Regions from separate parts of the Homo sapiens genome. Here region 1 is linked to region 2. The links are chromatin contacts, found by Hi-C or POLR2A ChIA-PET in ENCODE. All regions are on one chromosome and are shown on one strand. Each heading gives the region's core, a stretch centred on a gene start or an enhancer-like site at or near the end of the contact. The rest is flanking DNA. Distances are from core to core; before and after follow the strand shown.

What was found. Hi-C counts contacts between places; a loop is a spot of excess contacts on that map. ChIA-PET counts read pairs that join two places held with the same protein, here RNA polymerase II (POLR2A). Pooled maps may share reads with other maps.
Region 1: a pooled map shows a loop between it and region 2 (2.5-fold over the local background). The contact joins the enhancer-like site here to the promoter of FAM3A in region 2. A Hi-C loop is called at or near these places in 1 of 50 pooled maps. POLR2A ChIA-PET finds 5 or more read pairs at or near these places in 2 of 52 experiments (T-cell and endothelial cell of umbilical vein).

What each region holds. Positions count from the first base shown.
Region 1 is chrX:154,307,203-154,309,902 of GRCh38, forward strand. It overlaps TKTL1 (transketolase like 1), which reads left to right. Exons shown (of 13, transcript NM_012253.4): 3 at 2,143-2,240. Among named protein-coding and RNA genes, the nearest start is that of TKTL1, 13 kb to the left of the region's middle. Within about 2 kb of position 1,334, at least 2 of the 41 ENCODE cell types and tissues checked have a DNase peak (open chromatin) inside an H3K27ac peak, as active enhancers do.
Region 2 is chrX:154,514,845-154,517,544 of GRCh38, forward strand. FAM3A (FAM3 metabolism regulating signaling molecule A) reads right to left here and starts at 1,388. Exons shown (of 9, transcript NM_021806.4): 1 at 916-1,388. The coding sequence starts at 928. It overlaps LOC124905229 (a long non-coding RNA gene), which reads left to right and starts at 636. Exons shown (of 2, transcript XR_007068357.1): 1 at 636-871. RefSeq lists enhancers at 656-1,279, 1,280-1,902 and silencers at 1,253-1,662, 1,878-2,034.

The DNA.
Region 1 (2,700 bases), core at 84-2,583, 210 kb before region 2:
GCAAGACCCTGTCTCAAAAAAAAAGAAAAATCTAGACTGTCATATAACAGCTGCTATCAGAGCCATTGGCCTTAGGGGATGAAGAGGCTTTCTATCGGGCAGCAGCACACCAGGCCCTGTTCGGCTGCCAGAATTTGTGTGTTCATCAGATTTAGCTGGCTGATGAAATTGGAACAAAAGAGAAAACACATGAAGCATAGTCCATTGTGGTTTGCCTGGGAACGGGGTAAACAGCTATACTCCAGGCAGAGCAGATCTTTATTCTAGCCTTTCACCTCCCTGAATCGTCTGCCCCGCAGCATAAGGGTTCTTGAGAAAGACAGCACCCATGTGGGAGCACTTCTGCCATAACGGGCATCATACTGATGCCTCACCATTTTCTCAATCTATCCTCACTTTATCCTTGACCTCCTGTCACCTAAGGGGGCTCTGGTCTCCATTGCACCCATAAAGTCTTTGAGATGGGCCCACTGGCCTCACACTTCACAGCCAGAGGGAAGCAGAGTTGGTCTGACTGCTGAGCCCAGGCTCGGTCCATTATGTTATAGGACTTCCAAGGGCATGCAAGGCGACTGGGAGCCAGAGCTTGTTACGTGAGTGTGGTGGGTGCCATAGGGAGGGAGATGTGGCTAGAGGCATAGTCAAAAGAGACTTGAGTTGAGTGGGGCAGTTCTGCTGGGCTGGAAATGCAGAACCAAAAGGGAGTCTCTGGGGGGCACAAAGCATGCAGAGAATTCCGGGGAAGGTCAAGAGCAACCAGAGAGTAGCAGAGGGTAGGAAGCAAGAAGCAGGAGATCAGAGAATCGTAAATACCATCCATCCATCTACAGTAGTGATGACCTCGCTCATCTCTGCTCGAATGGCGCTGACGTTTGAGCAGAGGAGGGTGACAGGCAGGAAACAAACTTTTAAGTCAATAGATGGAGTGTCAGGTGGGGCCAAGCATCTGGAATCAAGTAAAAGTGGAGGAGGTAGGAGGCACTGGTTGAAAAAGAGTGGTCCAGAAAGACCTCAGTGCTGACGCTTGAGCAGGGATTTGGAAGAGGCAGGAGAGTGAGCTGTGCCCACATCCACGCACAAGCACTCCGGTAGTGGGTGCCATGAGTGCTAAGGCCCTGAGGCAGGTGTATGCCCACTGTGTTCAAGGAGCAGCAAGGAGGCCAGGGTGCCAGAGCAGTGGAAGGGAGAAATGGAGGTGATGGGGGCTGGGGTGGGCAGACAGGTGCAAACAGTTGAGCTCTACTTGGTGGGAGGTCGGAAGACCTTAGAAAGTTGAGCGATGTGATCAGTCAACTTCAGTTTTAACAGGCTCCCCCTTGTGGCTAGATTGAGAATGGCTGTGGGGGAGGCTGGGAGGCCACTGCAGTGACAGAGGCAAGGGATGTTTAAGACCAGGTCGAAATGGTGGCTGCAGAAGCTGTTGGGTAAATTCAGTATGCTTGCAAGTTGGGCCTCTCCAGTCAGTGCAGCAGCTCTTTGGCATGACCTTGTGGCCCACAGAGGGCCACATTTTCTGCTTGGGATAGTGATGACCCTGTGCCTGCAAACAGGATGTTGGGGGTGGGGTAGATGCTAGTAGAAAGGGATTCATTTCTAGCGTGGGCACTTCTAGATGAGCACGTGTAAGATCTCAGTTGACCTGAGTTTTATAAACCAGGGAACCAGAGTATTCTCTTTCTGGTTTCTGTTTTAAGAATCCATATCCTCCATAGGATTGAACATGTGATTTGTGCATGACCGGGAAGGGCCATGGGAAAATGTCAAGAATCATACTTTACGTTTTCTGCTTTGTACTTGGGCTCCCCGTCTCTATTCCCAAAGCTCCAGCCACCCTTGCCATACTGTATGGATTACCTATGACTCCCTGGGCAGGGACAGTGGATGTCTTCGTCACCTTAGTCACCTGAGTTTCCAGCCCAGGCTGAGCCCTGGGCTTGACCCATTTTCCACTTGTAACGTTGATCGGAAGCTTGGGGTGCATATGGGTGTGGGGAAGAGGAATTCACCCAGCAGGGCGGGAGGGGCTGTTCGGATGGGACGCTGCTACAGAGCTGACAGGAGCAGCCTGCACTCAGTGCGTGAGTCCACCTGATACCATGTCCTGCAGCTGCGTCTGGGCTCACTGGGTCCCTTCTCTTACAGAGACTGTCGTTTGTGGATGTGGCAACAGGATGGCTCGGACAAGGACTGGGAGTTGCATGTGGAATGGCATATACTGGCAAGTACTTCGACAGGGCCAGGTGAGGTTCTTCCCCAGAAGCCATTTAACTGCCCTACATCTACATCCCCTTCCTAGAGTCTCGGGGGGCAGCCACCTATCTCCGTGATGTGGAGAGCCCTGAAGGGCCAGTCCCCATCACATCCCGTGGTGACCCCTCTGGAAGGCCTTCCCTGTGCCTTTTCCCCACCTCGGGCGGCTGCCCCACTTTCTCTCCCACAGGTCTGTTGAAAGGTTTCAGCTGCTGTTGCCTTTCCATTCTTATCCTAGGGTTGATAGCTTTTTTAAAACTTCCAGCACTTTAGTGGGGTCTGGGATGTGTGGTTTGTTTTTGAGACTGAGTCTCACTCTGTGGCCAGGCTGGAGTGCAGTGGCATGATCTCGGCTCACTGCAACCTCTGCCTCCCAGTTTCAAGTGATTCTCCTGCCTCAGCCTCCTGAGTAGCTGGGATTACAGGCATGCACCACCATGCCCAGCTAAT
Region 2 (2,700 bases), core at 138-2,637:
AGCTGTCTTTACTTTTTTGAGACGGAGTCTCGCTCTGTCGCCCAGGCTGGAGTTATGCGGTGGCGCAATCTCGGCTCACTGCAACCTCAGCCTCCCGGGTAGCTGGGATTACAGGCACCCGCCACCACGCCAGGCTCATTTTTTTGTATTTTTTTAGTAGAGATGAGGATTCACCATGTTGGCCAGGCTGGTCTCGAACTCCTGACTTCAAGTGATCCTCCCACCTCGGCCTCCCAAAGTGCTAGGATTACAGGCGTGAGCCACCGCGCCCGGCCTGTAGTGTGTTTTTAGATGATGTCATCTACTCCTAGCTCTTTAATTAAGCACCATGTGTCAATGACTTTCTATTTTCTAGTTCCAGCCGTGGCCTCTCTTGAAACCACTCCCTGCCAGCTGGTTCCTCAGTGGCCAGCTCCACCTGGATATGTCCACAAAGTTACCACCTTAGCAAGTCTGAAGTCCAATTCCCGAGTTGTTTCTACTCTCCACCCAGCCCCAACCTATCCCTCCCCAAGGATCTTCATCTTACTTGTCCAGGTGACAGTAGGGCTGTCATCGGGTTCATGTCGAAGCCCACAGCCACTTTTGTCACTTCCCCTCTAAGACCACGCCTCTCCACCTGGACTGCCCACCTCCTCTCTCTCACCACTCATTTTCCAAAAAGCAGCTGGTCTGCTACCTGCGTTGGGAGATACTGACTATACTAATCCTCATGTCATAGCTCGGGGAGCTGACGTCCTCAGAGGTGAAAGGATTTGGTTAAGGTCAAGGAACGAGTGTTTGTGCAGAGTCCTCCATTTCCAAAACCAAACCCAGTGGTTCACCCGGGCCTCTCCAGACACAGATGTCGCGACGCTGGGCCTCCAGCCAGGTGCCCTTTTCAACTCCCTCCCGTTCGCTGTGGAAGCCACCCACCTGCCAACCTCATGTCCACTTCTCCTGCTGGGTTGGGACCGCCGGCAAGTGCACTGTTTGGGGGCAAAGCGGAAGGACAGGTTTGGGTGGGGGTCAGGGGCAAGCCTGTGCGGGACCCCTGCTGGGGGCGGGCGCGATCGGTGCTACGACCTGTTTGTCCAGCCGCCCGGCCAGGCAGGGCTCCTCGGAAACGCGCGGGGAAACCCTGCCTGGCCAGGAGGGGCCTCAGGAACCCGTTGGCTCACGATCTTGCCCACAGGAGCCTCCGGGGCTGGGACGAAGATGTGGTTCTCCTGGGCTCGGGCCGTTCCTCCGGGCCTGGGGGCTGGCGATGCGGGCCGGGCCGGAGATTTCTCTGGCCGTGGGGAGACGTGGGCTCGGTCAGGGAGGTTCCCTGTCAGGCCCGCCGACCCGCTCCGCCCCGGGAGAGGACGCAAGGCCGCTGCGCAGGGTGGCCAGGCAGGCCCGGCAATGGCGGCTAAGGGCGGGGCCACAGCCCGCCGGCCCCGCCCCCGGCAGCAGCTGCGCCGTCTGGCTCCACGCAGGCCCCGCCTCCAGACCCGCCTCTACCGCTCGCGCTGGCCGCCGCATGGGAGGGGCCTGAACCTGTCCCGCCCCGAACCTGTCCCGCCCCTGGATCCCTCGTCGGCCCCACCTCCGCAGTGCGTTCAGGCTGAACCCACCGGCCGCCGAGTGGGAGGGGCCCACGTCGGTCCCGCCCCGGAAGTCTCCCCTCGGCCCTTTCTCGGGTGGGAGAGCCCTGCCTACCCAGGCTTAGAGGGCTGGGGCTGCGCTTGCACCCTGAGGTCAGATTTGTGAGTCGTGGGAAGACGCAGATGGATCTGGGGCAGAATTAGAACCTGTTCCAAAGTTGATCCATGCGCTTTGTAAAGGCAAGGGAGGTACAGAGGCGCAGATAGGGAAGACCGCAGGATCCAGCGTGAGCCTCTGGCTGCCTTTCCTTAGGGTCTGTTTTCTGTCCAGAAGCGCGTTCCTGCTGTCTCTCGTTATCACTTTTATAATGGGACGGGGCGTCTCAAACTATTTCGACATCCTTGAAAACTCTTGCCTGCTCCGCCTGCCTGGTCTCTAACACCCTCCTCCTCAGAGCTGCTCAAGCTGTGTTGTTTACGCCACACCCCACCCTAAAAGCAGAGGAGAATACAACTTTCGGGGGCAGTGGAGGGGGGAGTTTAGCGCTATAACCCGAGGCTTTCACAGCAAACCAGAATTTATTTTGAGGCCTCTCAGGTTCAGCTTTCAAGTCACGTGACTTTCGCGTCCTACACAACTCTTATTTTCACTTGAAAACAAGTGTGACGTCGTGAATTCCCTAACAATAGGAAAAAAGAAGGCTCCAGAAAGAGCGGTGCTTGGCTTTCCCAGCGGCTCCAAATGGTGCCCGGCACCCAGCTGGCTGTATGGACCTGGGGTGGTCTCCGGCCGCAGGCAGACGCGGCCCTTCGGCCTTTCTCCAGTCACCCCAATTCTCCCTGACTGCCTGGCTATCTCCCCTCCGCGCCTGCCCGCACGCTGCCCCCAACACTGCCCGGGCTCCCTCTGCCCATGAGAACACGGGTCAAGCTCCCGTCCCTTCTGCCCTGCCGGCTGCCCCAAGTGCGCCCTGACCACCTACTGCGCTGGCATGGCCGGGGCCACCCTGACAGCTGATCCATCATCTGTCTGGAGAGCAGCAGCAGGGCCCAATGAGAACCACGGAAACCTCCCTGCCCTTTGACCCAACTTACGGGAATCTCCTACCCTTAGGGAAACAATGCAAAATAT